2 separate regions of the Homo sapiens genome follow, and region 2 is linked to region 1. A link is an interaction called in ENCODE POLR2A ChIA-PET data of the cell type or tissue named here. Cell type or tissue: HepG2. All regions are shown on one strand. Each heading gives the region's core, and the rest is flanking DNA. Links, peaks and the distances in the headings are about the cores only. Region 1 overlaps EML4 (EMAP like 4). Region 2 has its middle 41 kb from the start of EML4.

What was found. ChIA-PET counts read pairs that join two places held together with the same protein. Peaks named below come from ENCODE experiments on the same cell type or tissue, not always from the same donor. Only the 100,000 strongest peaks of a DNase experiment are listed, where the experiment ranks them.
Region 2: POLR2A ChIA-PET joins it to region 1 with 10 read pairs; 12 of 35 experiments call an interaction of 5 or more read pairs at or near these places.

What each region holds. Positions count from the first base shown.
Region 1 is chr2:42,187,808-42,194,679 of GRCh38, forward strand. The region is part of intron 1 of EML4 (EMAP like 4); the gene reads left to right. Among named protein-coding and RNA genes, the nearest start is that of EML4-AS1, 21 kb to the left of the region's middle. In HepG2, for the core only: no CTCF peak of the experiment used is centred there; a DNase peak (open chromatin) is centred at 3,624; H3K4me3 peaks cover 996 bases.
Region 2 is chr2:42,124,530-42,131,401 of GRCh38, forward strand. No RefSeq gene overlaps it. Among named protein-coding and RNA genes, the nearest start is that of EML4, 41 kb to the right of the region's middle. RefSeq lists an enhancer at 3,122-3,331. In HepG2, for the core only: no CTCF peak of the experiment used is centred there; a DNase peak (open chromatin) is centred at 3,392; H3K4me3 peaks cover 1,196 bases.

The sequences.
Region 1 (6,872 bases), core at 2,260-4,759:
GAAGAGTGAAAGTTTTTTAGTTTGATGAAATCCATTTATCAGTTTATTTTGATGTTCAACTTATTTTTTTCTTTTGTAGTTTATACTTTTTGTGTCCTACTTAAGGAATTTTTGCCTAACCCAGGGTCACAAAGATTCTTATTATTTCTTAGTTTTTGCTCTTATTTTTAGGTCGATGATCTCTTTAGAGTTAATTTTTGTATAGGGTACAAAGTCAAGTTTCGTTTATTTGCACACTGATGATTTTTGTTCCAGCACAATTGAACTAATCGGAAAGATTAGCCTTTTTCCATTGAATTACCTTGGCACCTTTGCTGAAAATCAACAGACCACATATGTGTAGATGGAGTTCTGCACTCTGTATTCTGTTATGTCAGTCTCTGTTTGTCACTAAGCAAATACCACCTTGTCTTAATTACTATAGCTGATAGTAAAGGTTTCAATTAAAATTTTTATATATTTGAAAAATAATGTAGAGGAAATGGAAAATAATGTAGAGGACCTCCTGGGCTCAGGTGATCCTCCCACTCACCTCGCGGAGTAGCTGGGACTACAGGTGCACACCACCATGCCTGGCTAATTTTTGTATTTTTTTGTTGAGAAGGGTTTTTGCCATGTTGCCCAGGCTGGTCTCAAACTCCTGGGCTGAAGTGATCCGCCAGTCTCAGCCTCTCAAAGTGCTGGGATTACAGGCCGTGAACCACTGCTCCTGGGTACTTATATTTTAGGGTTTACTTTTAAAATTACTTTTTTTTTGAGACAGAGTCTTGCTTTGTCACCCAGGCTGGAGTGCAGTGGTGCGATCTTGGCTCACTGCAGCCTCTGCCTCCTGTGTTAGCCTCCCGAGTAGCAGGGATTACAGGCACCTGCACCATGCCTGGCTAATTTTTGTGTTTTTAGTAGAGATGGAGTTTCACCATGTTGGCCAGGTTGGTCTTGAACTACTGACCTCAGGTGATCTGCCCACCTTGGCTTCCCATAGGGCTGGGATTACAGGTGTGAACCGCCATGCCCAGCCTACTTTTAAAATTACTTTCAAGGGCCAAGCATGGTGGCTTACACCTGTAATCCCAGCGCTTTGGGAGTCCAAGGCAGGAGGATCGCTTGAGCCCAGGTAGGCAGCATTATTCCCAGGTAAAAATAGACATAGCAAAATCAGTAAAAAGAGCATGGACTTTTTAAAGTTCCAACTCCAGTTATCCCACTTACAGCTTTTCTGAGCCTTTTTGTTTAAGTTTTTTAAGAGATGGGATTTCACTTTGTTGCCTAGGCTGGTCTCAAATTCCTGGGCTCAAGCAGTCCTCCCTACTCGGCCTCCCAAAGTGCTGGGATTACAGGCATGAGCCACCATGACGAACCACGAGCCTTATTTTTAAAACAGTGATAATATTTCAGAGTTACTGTGGGGAGCACCTGAAATTATATTCATGAAGTGCCTGATTTATAAGAGAGTCTTGCTGATTTTTCCTCTTTAATTTTAAATCTGTCCATGTCTCCTATCCCACTACCAAGGGAAGAGAGGAGGAGACCTGTTTCAGGCCTTTATCATGTCTCTCCTAGATTGAGTTCAAGACCAGCCTGGGCTACATAGCAAGACCATGTCTCTACTAGAGAGAAAATAAGTGAGCCAGGCGTGGTAGTGCATATCTGCAGTCCCTGTTACTTGGGAGGCCAAGACGAGAGGATTGCATGAGACCAGGAGTTCAAGGTGGCAATGAGCTGTGATCTTGCTACTGCACTCCAGGTTCTGTGACAGGGCGAGAACCTGTCTCAAATAAATGATAATAAAATTACTTTCAAAAACATGATCTCCTTAATTCACTAACAATCTTAGGAATTAGAACAGACATTAATATCTGTATTTTATAAAAGAGGAAACTATAAGGTTTAAGAGGGCTGGTTTGATATCATACAGTTAGTGTGATAAAGCACTGAAGCCCAAGTCATGCCTTTCAAAATACGGTGCTTTCCACTATACGATACTTTTTTCATTTGCTGTTGTTCTCTTATGTTGAATACTGAAGAAAGAGTGTTTTATGAATAATTCAATCACAAAATTTTATTTAATTATATAGCTATATGAAGACAGCTAATCCATTTCCTTGGTTACTAACATCATGAGACATATTACGAAGTCAAAATTCCCAATCTGAAATGCAAAGAGGAAAAAAAAAGTCATCAAAATTGGGCTCTTTTTTTTTTTAGGTGATGGTGTTTTACAACCAGAAGAGGTGCTTATAATTTGATTTTAAATTTAGAAATGCAGGGAAGAGGCAAGATTTGTTAAAAGAAAGCAGAAATATTCCTTGAGAAAATTATTTTAAGAATTAAAGATGTTCTTGTCAGGATGATAGAACTTAAGCTTTAGACTATTTGAGTGTGTATGTGTTATCTATATTCTCTTTTGTTGCCAGACTTTCTATTCTTTGCAACCTTAAGTCTCTTCCCTCCCATTCCCTCCTCCTGCTGAGTCCCCCCACAATGTCAGGTCATAGTTAGGAGGTTCTTGCAGGAGTAGTGATGAAAGATAATGGTGACTAGAGTTTGAGTAGTGATGGCAAAAGAAACGGTAGGGTTTGGGATATATTTTGAGGGGCCTATGGATGTGCTTGATGAATGGATGTAAGGGACGAAGAAAACCAATGAATCACAGATAACTCCTAGTTTTTCAGCTTGATCAACTTGGTAGTACTATTTAGTGATGTGGGGAAGACTTAGATGAATTAGATGAGCTATACAGTGAATGATGGGAAATCAGATAGAAGCTATTTTTTTAAGTTTTGTTTTCATAAAAAGTAATATCACATCTCAGACATTGGAAAGGTAGAGACTAGATGAAATTACTTATGATCCTGACTTCCTGACACAATAATTTTAAGTGTTTTGGTGTGTATCTTTATAGTCTTGCATAGGGGTTGGCAACTTTCTGTAAAGGCAGCTTCTTAACTCTGTTGTAGCATGAAAGCAGCCATAAACAATATGTAAACAAATGAGCCTGCTTGTGTTCCAGTGAAGCTTTATTTATGGACACTGAAATTTGAACTTAAGGTAACTTTCACATATTGCAAAAAATTCTTTTACTCATTTTTTTCCCCAAACATTGAAAAATGCAAAAACCATTCTTTGTGTGCAGGCCACACAAAAACAGTTGACAGGCCAGATTTGGCTGTGTAGCCAGTTTGCAGGCCCCTGGTCTTGTGCATTTGTTTTATGGTTATAGTCATATCTTACATTGAATTTTATTACCTACCTTTTCTACTTTATATATGTGCATACTTTTTAAATTGAAAGACAAAGTGATTGCATTCGTTGAATAGTAAGCCCTGATAAACTTAGTTTACAAAGTGCCTTTATGTTCATTATTTTTTTTAATTCTTAGAATAACCATGGGAAGTGTGTGTCATGCTTAATATAAAGTAAAATATGTATTATGTACATAATTGAGGGTAAGTTATACATTATCATTAGAACTCTGTCTCTTCCATTTCTCTCTATATGTTGGCTTTATTCTCTGAAATGATCTTCCCCCAGCAGCAGTGGTCATGGCTACCGGTAGCTCTGGAACAACATCCTCAAAGTTTCCCTCCCTCAACACTAGTTTGAGAAATTCTAAGGCAGGACTTTGGTCCTGTTACATCAAAATTTCATCCCCCTGTTAATCATTATGTGTTGAAAGGGCAGGGTCATGTAGGAAGATAAGAGTTCTCATTTAGAACCAATGTTTAGAAAAATAGGAGGGAGAGTGGATAGTTTCTCAAATGAAGGATAGGGTAGTGCAGACATGGCCACCTGGGGGAATTATGAATTAGCCACCCCAAATTGTGTCTGTTGACATTGTTTAATATTGATTTAAAATTATTTAATTTTATGCTCTTTTCATTTACCTATTTGTATTATGCTCAGTTCTCTTTGCCGTTGCCACTTTATGTTTTATCACCACCTCAAACTGAATTTTAAAAATCCCTAGTTTTGCCGGGCGTGGTGGCTCACGCCTATAATCCCAACACTTTGGGAGGCTGAGGCGGGCGGATCACCTGAGGTCAATAAGAAACCTGGCCGGGCACGGTGGCTCACACCTGTAATCCCAGCTCTTTGGGAGGCTGAGGTAGGTCATTTGAGGTCAGGAGTTTGAGACCAGCCAGGCCAACACGGTGAAACTCCATCCCTACTAAAAATACAAAATTAACCAGGCATGGTGGCACATGCCTGTAATTCCAGCTACTCGGGAGGCTGAGGCAGGAGAAACATTTGAACCTGGGAGGCGAGGTTGCAGTGATCCGAGATCAGGCCATTGCAATAAGAGGGAAACTGTCTCAAAAAAAAAAAAAATCCCTAGTTTTGAATGTAATTTCCCCAAGAGTCTGGGTCTTATACCTCAGTGAAAGTTACTCTTTTCTTTGCTGGTTTTTTTTTGTTGTTTTTTTGTTTTTTTTTTTGGGGGGGGGAGGTGTAGTCTTGCTCCTCTGTTGCCCGTGCTGGAGTACAGTGGCACAATCTTGGTGCTTAACTGCAACCTCTGCCTGCTGGCTTCAAGAGATTCTCCCGCCTCAGCCTCCTGAGTAGGTGGGATTGCAGGCACCCACCACCATGCCTGGGTAATTTTTATATTTTTAGTAAAGGCAGGGTTTCACCACGTTGGCCGGACTGGTCTTAAACTCCTGACCTCAAGTGATCCACCTGCCTCAGCCTCCCAAAGTACTGGGATTACAGGCATCAGCCACCGTGCCCAGCCTACTGTTTTCTTTTTAAAAGACCATATTCTGACCACTCCAGTCCCTCAAATACTAGAGTCCTTTTATGAAAAAAATCTTGGTCATCTCTTGCCTCTTTGATTGCAATATGAAGAGTTAGATGAGAAATAGGTGAGCATCATTTGTAAACCCCAGACATTAAAGCATGAAGGATTTTGCTAGAATAACTGGCTCCCACTAGGATTCAAAAACCCAGAAAAACAGTGATAAATGAAGCAGTTGCTCTTCTCTGAGTCTTCAGAGCAACTGATTCCAGTATCATGATTTTCACTTTTCTGTGGTCCTTATCTAGAGACCCTGAGATTCTTGGTGCATCTGCAGAAAGCATTTAGGGTTTTGCTAATCTGGAGGAGTGATTGGTGAAACTCAACAGTCATGAAACTGCTTTGCAGACTCTGAGGTAGTATAGTGTATGTCAGGGAGGTGGTGGAAACTGACATGTTTGGCTGGTTGGCTCCACTTAGCCAAACCTTAGTCTTTAGCTGCAGTACAATATGTTTCATAGTAAAGAACAGTCATATACCACATATGAGGGTATTTCCATAAGATTTTAATACTGTATTTTACTGTACCTTTTCTGTGCTTACATACCATTGTGTTACCATTGCCTACAGTATTCAGTGCAGTAGTATTCTGTACAAGTTTATAGCCTAGGAGCAATAGGTTATACCGTATAGCCTAGGTCTGTAGTAGGCTATACCATCTAGGTTTGTGTAAGTACATTCTGTGATTTTGCACAATGAAATTGCCTGTGATGCATTTCTCAGAACTGACACATGTCTGTACTGCAAAACGTGCATGCAGTTTATTCTGCTGAAGGAAAAATTAGTAGAAGCTGGTTTTTAGATGAACGATAAAAAGAGTAAAAGCATTTAGAATGGTGTCTGCTGTGTGATTGTTTAGACTGACAGTGGAAAATTTCTTAGCAAAGAAGTTGCTGTTGCAATTTTATTTCTTAGGGCCAAACCCAATCTGATGCTATAATGAGAACTAAAATGATTTAAATTCCTTTAAGTTTTGACCTTTTTCATTGCTGAGATTTCTTAAAGGGACATTGTTGATATATTTTGCTTTTAAGTTTTCACTTTTGTCATCTATCTATTGAGTCATTATAGGCGTTCTTTTTTTTTTTTCCTTTTCTTAATGAAGTGGGGTCTTGGTATGTCACCTAGGCTGTTGTGCAGCAGCACAATCATGGCTCACTGCAGCCTTGACCTCCTGGGCTCAAGCAGTCTTCCTGCTTCAGACTCCTGGGTAGCTGGGACTACAGGCATGCACCACCATACCCAGCTAGTATCTTTATGTTTTGTAGAGACAGGATCTCACTATGTTGCCTGTACTGTCTGGAACTCCTGGGCTCAAGTGATCCTCTCCCTTTGGCCTCCCAGAGTGCTGGGATTACAGGCCTGAAACACTGTGCCTGACCTGCAGTCTTATTTTAAACTGTGTTAACATTACTTTATTGTGAAATAGTTGCAGAATTTCCCTTTTACCATTTTTAGGGTAATTCATGTTTGCTCATTTTAAATTTTATTAATCATTGTTTTTATAGCCTATATAAATATACACAAAAAGATAGTCATCATAAATTTTTAATGTGTAATGTTAATGGCTTATTTGAAATGGGATATCCTGTGGTGTTTGGTTAAGGAAATCAAGTCCTTTTAAATAAGATTAGGCAAAGTATATTTGTATATTTTTCAATTATTTTCTTTATATTTCTTTTCTTTTTTTTGTATCTAGTCCTGAATCCTAATCCAGATCTGTATTTTTCACTTCTCTCTCTCTCTTTTTTTTTTTTTTGCACTGGATAATTTATATCATTGTTGACTTGTACTATGGAAACAAATTTTTTGTCAGAAAATATTTTGTGAATATTTTCCCCTACATTGTGGCTTGCCTGGTTACTTTTTTAGTGATATCTTTTGATTGAGTAGGACTTTTTAATTTACCTTTTTTATTTCTTTTTTTTTTTTAGACAAGGTCTTGCCCTGTTGCCCAGGCTGGAGTGCAGTAGCTCATGTGATGCCCAACCTCCACCTCTTGGGCTCAAGCGATCCTCTCACCTCAGCCTCCCAAGTAGCTGGGACTACTGATGTGTACCACCATGTCTAGCTTATT
Region 2 (6,872 bases), core at 2,284-4,783, 63 kb before region 1:
ATGTAATTTTTGTGTTCCACTTTTTGTTTAACATCACTTAATAAACACTTTCTTGTCCTTACATAGTCTTCCTAATGATCTTTTTTTGTGGCTTCGTGGTTTCCCATGGATATGCCATAACTTGTTTAATCATTTCCCCTGCTGCTACGCATTAAGTTATTTCCAGTTTTTAACTATTATAAGTGGTTCTTTTTTTATTTTTTATTTTTTGAGATGGAGTCTCGCTCTGTCACCAGGCTGGAGTGCATGGCATGATCTCGGCTCACTGCAACCTCCATCTCCCTGGTTCAGGCGATTCTCCTGTCTCAGCCTCCCGAGTAGCTGGGACTACAGGCAGGCGCCACCCCACCCAGCTAATTTTTGTATTTTTAGTAGAGACAGGGTTTCACCATGTCGGCCAGGATGGTCTTAATCTCCTGACCTCATGATCTGCCCACCTTGGCCTCCCAAAGTGCTGGAATTATGGGCGTGAGCTGGCCATAACTATTATAAGTGGTTCTTCTATAAACATCTAGTGCATGCAAAGATTTCTTTTCTTCTTTTTAATTATTTCCTTTGTAGAAATGTCCAGGAGGGCTGTTGCCATGTTGAAGGGTTTGAATGATTTTCAGGGATGATGAGCTCTTAAAAAGGCAGTACCACAGAAGTTCATAACACATGTTATATCTTGATTTATAAAACTAATGGTGGGGCCTGGCACAGTGACTCACGCCTGTAATCCCAGCACTTTGGGAGGCTGAGGCGGGTAGATTGCTTGAGGTCAGGAGTTTCAGATCAGCCTGGCCAACATGGTGAAACCCTGCCTCTACTAAAAATACAAAAATTAGCCAGGCATGGTGGCAGGTGACTGTAATCTCAGCTACTCGGGAGGCTGAGGCAGAAGAATCACTTCAATCCAGGAGGCGGAGTTTGCAGTGAGCTGATATTGCGCCACTGCACTCCAGTTTGGGTGACAGAGCGAGACTCTGTCTCAAAAATAAATAAATAAATATGAATAAATAAATAAAAATAAAACTAATGATGATACAGAAGGGCCAAGAAACTTCATAAAGCATCACTAACTGTCCATTCTCATACTCCAGAGCAGTCCAAGCAATTCACAATAAATATATCTACATCGTCTTATTCTTTATTCTACTGAAGCCCATTAAAAGAAAATTAGCCAATTTTTTCCTGTATTTTAAGTGACGAGCTTTTGGAATAAGTTTCAAGAAACTCAAGAGCAAAGCCATGAGCTAACCAAAGATCCACTTTCTGAGATAAATCTTGTCTTAGAAAGGAAATGAAGGCATACAATGTGTGTGGCAGGAGGGGCCATGAGGAGGGGGCTGAGGTCAGATATGATCGGAACGCTAGTGTCACAGTTGTCTCCTGTAAACTGGTCTCTGGGAGCTGGGTCAAGGCAGAGGAGTTGAAAGCCAAACACAGACAGCAGCTGTTGAGGATGTAAAGTCTCTGGGCAGAGTGGATAGGGAGCTGGGTGTGGTCACCCAGAAGCCAATTTCCACCCCACCCTACAGACCTAGCGACTGGGGCTAAGAAGAACTTCCCGTGTTGCATTCCAGCCCTTCTGATTGGGCTTAGTGAGACTGCCAAAGACTGGCTGCAAGCTGCCTGATTGCACTGCATACACCTCCCTCAATGGTGTCCCGGCTGGAAAACACTGAGGCTTTTAAGAATACCACGTCCAGATGGCCAGGATGCAGGACTGACCTGCAATTGCCACACTGGGCACCAGGTACAAGTAGATTTCACTGAAGTCCTCGAGGGACTGAGTGAAACTGCTGGGGTATGCGGGTCTTTCCTATGTTGCACAAATCAGTGCTGAGCTGCATAGGTGACAATGATCACTTCCACAATTTCCCAGAACATTTGTCAAGAGCCTGAAAGGGCTGCATCACTGAGCAGGGAATCTTCATTATTCATTTCAACATCACTTTTCTTGGAAACCTTGACTACTCCGCTCTCCAGAAATAATCCATCAAACTTTTCTCTTCGTTGAAGTCATACTGCAAAAACTCCCATAATCAAATTCCCCACATTAGGATCCCTGTTTATTATGTAACAACAGAGTCAAGAGGGAAAAGAGTGCATCAGACATTGACATTTTTTTTCTCTCTCTCTCTCTTTTAAGTTTTTGTCATGAAAATTTTCAAACACACACAAAATGAGAGAAACGTAAAAATGAACCCCCATGTACCCACCATCCAGCTTGGATAATCTCAACATACACCAATCTTGTTTCATCTATTGCCCCTCACCCCCACAACTATTCTTTTTTTTTTTTTTTTTTTTTTTTGCTGGAATTTTAAAAAGCAAATCCCAGACACAGCATCACTTCACTAATACATACTTCAGCATGCATCTCTAACTAATAAGGACTTTCCTTTTTTTTTTTTTTTTTTTGAGATGGAGTTTCATTCTTGTTGCCCAGGCTGGAGTGCAATGGCGCAATCTTGGCTCACTGCAAACTCTGCCGCCGGGGTTAAAGCGATCCTCCTGCCTCTGCCTCCTGAGTAGCTGGGATTACAGGCACCTGCCACCATGCCCGGCTAATTTTCTGTATTTTTAGAAGAGATGGGGTTTCACTATGTTGGCCAGGCTGGTCTCAAACTCCTGACCTCAGGCGATCTGCCCACCTCGGCCTCCCAAAGCGCTGGGATTACAGGCATGAACCACCGAACCCAGCCAGGACTTTCGTTTTTAACATAAGCTCTGTAGACACTAGTATTTATTTATTTGGTATCTATTGGTATCTATTTAGCATTTAGTATTAGTGGGAGCCATTACAGTAAGACTCTTTACACTGTTTATTTCATAAAATCTCAGCTCAGCAAAGAAACACCCTAGAAATTCACAAACTCCCCAGGAGAAAGAAAGAAATGCCCGGGCCCTAACAACCTTGCTATTTGCATTTTACTCATGAGGAAAGGTGCTTAGCCAACTCGAGGTAAGCTGTGGAAAGGCTGCAGTCCAAGAGCCTTCAGAACTTGAAACAAGAGGCATGTCAGAGCCTGACTTTGCTCCATCCCCCCTGAGTAGTCAAGGTATTAAAAGAGCATTACTTCCTCATTTGCAAACCACCTTTTTTTTTCAAAAAAACCACTTTACACCTATCATTTGAAGTTATATTGTCAAGATAGAAACACACTTCTCGGGAAGATAGTACCTTGAAAGTAGAAACCATTCAGCAAAAAAGTTTTTGAAAAATCCAATGTACATTTCCACTAATCAGGCTTGTCTGTGAATGGAGCAGAGGGAAAATGCTGCTTCACACAAAAGCAATCTCAGTATAAACATTTCTGTTTGCTGTGCACTCTAACTTTGTCTTCTCTGTCCTTTATACATGAAAGCTCAGGAGATTTAGGCACAGCAGCTACATTGGGTCGACTTACCGAATAAAGGTGGGGACTACACAAACATGGAATTTGGAGTGAGCCTTTGCCTCAAGGACAGACTGATAAATCCATCCTGAGTCACAAAGATGCCACACAGGCTTTGGGCTGCTACCTTATGGCTGGACATTCTAACCCCAGGCTCCTAGATGCAAAACCCAAGTCAGCCCCCATATATAGTCACAACATGCTGTTGATTTTCCCTTCAAAAACTCTTATGCCTTCTTGCTGTTGCCCTCCTCCAGGTTCTCATCACTTTATGCAAGATTATGCCAGGGACTGGGATGTATTACACCAAGGAGTTGCCAGGAGCTGCAGTGTGGGTGAGGGCTATGCCTAACAAGAGGAACGGATGTTGAGATCTGGGCCAGCACTGCACAGAGCACTCACTAAAACTGAGCTGTTGCATATGCTTTGGTGGATGTTCCCTCTGCCTGGAGCACTCTGTAGATGTCTGTTTGACTTGCCCCTCAGCCTTTTCTGCTTCTTTCAGGTCTCTGCACAAGTATCCCATTCTTAAGGGGGCCATCCCTGGCCACACTATGTCAGACAGCACACCCACTGCTACTCTTGAGCCCTTTATTCTGCCTTATTTGCCTCTATCCTCCTTATCACAACCAGATAAAACAGATTTATTATTTGTTTTGTGTTTTGGTCGCTACCGTATCCCCTGCACCTAGAACAGTGCCAGGCATATGGCAAGGATTCAACACATTTTTGCAGAATAAGTGATCTCCTTAAAAACGAGATCTTGTCCTCTTCTTCTACCACACATGACTGATCTAAGCAGGCGCTAATTATGGAATGCCCCATTTTGGAGGAGGGGCTCCTCAGGAAATCCACAGGGAGATACAAACGGGCTTTCCAGAGCCAGCACTCACCCCAAAAATCTAACTGTTCTAAAAGGAATGTAGATTTCTTAAATCTGCATCATCTGTGACTGCTCCAGAGTTTGTGACTACCAGCTCCTAACCACGCATTCTGTTCCTATGCTTTGTTCCTGACCTTCAGGACCTTTGTGAAGCTTCCCGATGGCCTGATGGTAACAAACTCTCAAGCACATACACTTTAAGAATAATATATCCCTCTCAGAGCTACACCACTGAAAGGTGTTGCTTCAACAACAGAAAGATTTATTACTTTCTTCCCTCACAGAAAAACCGCAGGAATATTTCCTTCTTGACTGCAGCAGTGAGTTCCAAGTTTCATTAAAGAACCGGCCAGATGCTTCCTCCTAGCTTGCGTGGGAAGAAGTTAAGATAAAGAGCATTTGAAACTCTACCTCTGCACACCTGCCCCATACCTTATTCCCTTTTGACAGTTCTTCTTCCTGTTTCCCCAGGGTTGGGGATATAGAGCCATGTGACCTGCCTCCCCAGACAGCTGGGGCCCTGGAACCTCCCTGGCCCCTCACCCTCTGGTATTAATAATAGATGGCTCTTAGTGAGTTGCACATCTGCCATAAAGCAGGCACTACACTTTTCAAATTGTCTCAAATTCTTAACACCCAAACCGGAAAAGAGCTGTAATCTGAGTGTCTGCTGCTTGGACAGCCCTTGTAGTCATAACAGCAGAATCTATCCTTCTGCCTCTGTCACTGAAAAGCACCTTCCTCCAGTATATCTGCACACAGGGAGTAAGTTTCTTATTCCCAAAGCCAGTCCACACAGCAGCCTGTCCCTCTGCTCTTACCTGTCCCTAAACTCCACACTCAGCTGGGACCTCCGCTCACAGCACTGTGGGTCCTGCCCCAGGACTCAGGGCTGCCCTCTTCCCTTGACATGACACTGATGGTGGCCTCAGGGGTGTAGTAGGCAGAATAATGATCCCCAAAAATGTCCACATTCTGGAACCTGTGAATATCTTACCTTACATGGACTTTGCAGGTGTGATTAAGTTAAAGACCTTGAGATGGAGAGATGATCCTGGCTTATCCAGGTAAGCATGATGTAATCACAAGGATCCTCATGAGGGACAGAAGGAGGCAGGAGAGTCAGAATCAGAGAAAATGAGAGGATGGAAGCATAGGTCAGAGTGATGTGAGGCGGGAACCGAGGAACGCAGGCAACCTTCAGAAAAGGGCTAGAAAACTCCTTCTCCCCCAAAGCCTCGGGAATGAACGCAGCCCTGCCAACACCTGGATTTTAGGTCTTCTACCTCCAGATCAGGACAATAATGAATGTGTGGTTTTAAGTCACTAAATTTGTGGTAATTTGTTACACCAGCAGTAGGGAACTGATACAAGAGGTGACACAGGAATGACACATTGTTCTAGGTGCTAGAATAGAGCAGTAAACACAAATGACAAAAATTCAAGCCCTCACAGTGCTTACATTTTAATGGAACCCTCTTTTATGATATTCCCACTCAAAAGGGTTCACAATGTCTACCCCTCTTCCCCAAATAGGCTAATCTGTAATATATGGATAATCCACAGCAATACATTTTTCACAGTCTGAGTTACTCAGATAGGAATCATGCCACATAGTTAGATGATTCCCAAAATAATCCATAGTAGGCTTCATTTCTCCTTTTCTTATTCTTTTCAGGGTTCTTCCGCCAGCTTGAGGTCAACATATTCCTCCTCACTCTTCCTATGGTTTTCTGATCTCCTATGAGTAACTCTTAGATCTCTCTCTCTCTCTCGTTCTGTCTCTCTCTCTCACACACACACATGCACACACCCCAAAGACAATCATTCTCAACCTAATTCTGTATTAGTGAGGAGGTCTTTCTAAAGGCAACATATTCCATCCAACTAAATTAAAATATGACTTTGCTTTTGTTATTCAGAGTGGCTCCAGTCCCCTTTTTTTGGCCCCCCACCACCACTTATAGACTATGCCCTGGGCCTACCTGGCACTGGAAATGCTGCCCATCACTGTGCCTTTTTTTTTTTTTTTTTTTGAGACGGAGTTTCACTCTTGTTGCCCAGGCTGGAGTGCAATGGCACCATCTCGGCTCACCGCAACCTCTGCCTCCCAGGTTCTCCTGCCTCAGCCTCCCGAGTAGCTGGGATTATAGGCATGCACCACCACGCCTGGCTAATTTTGTATTTTTAATAGAGACGGGGTTTCTCCATGTTGGTCAGGCTGGTCTCAAACTCCCGACCTCAGGTGATCTGCCCGCCTCGCCTTCCAAAGTGCTGGGATTACAGGCGTGAGCCACTGGGCCCAGACCATCACTGTGCCTTTCTAAACAGAAGGCCTCCACTTGTGAGCATCACCCTGGCTATCCAGAGAACTGATAGAAGCTGAGTGGATGTGCTTTTTCGATACACTGAGCCACAGCAAATTCCTACCCAGGGCTTCCTCTCTACTAACAGTCCCTGCTAGAAGTGAATGAGAAACTCCCTTTTCCCCATCTATAGCAAGCCCTCTAGTGTCATGGGATTTTTCTTCTTTTAGTTACAGACAGGAATCCCCAAGTATAGGTACCTCCTTTTAATCATTTATAAACGATCCTCTCCTCCTCCTC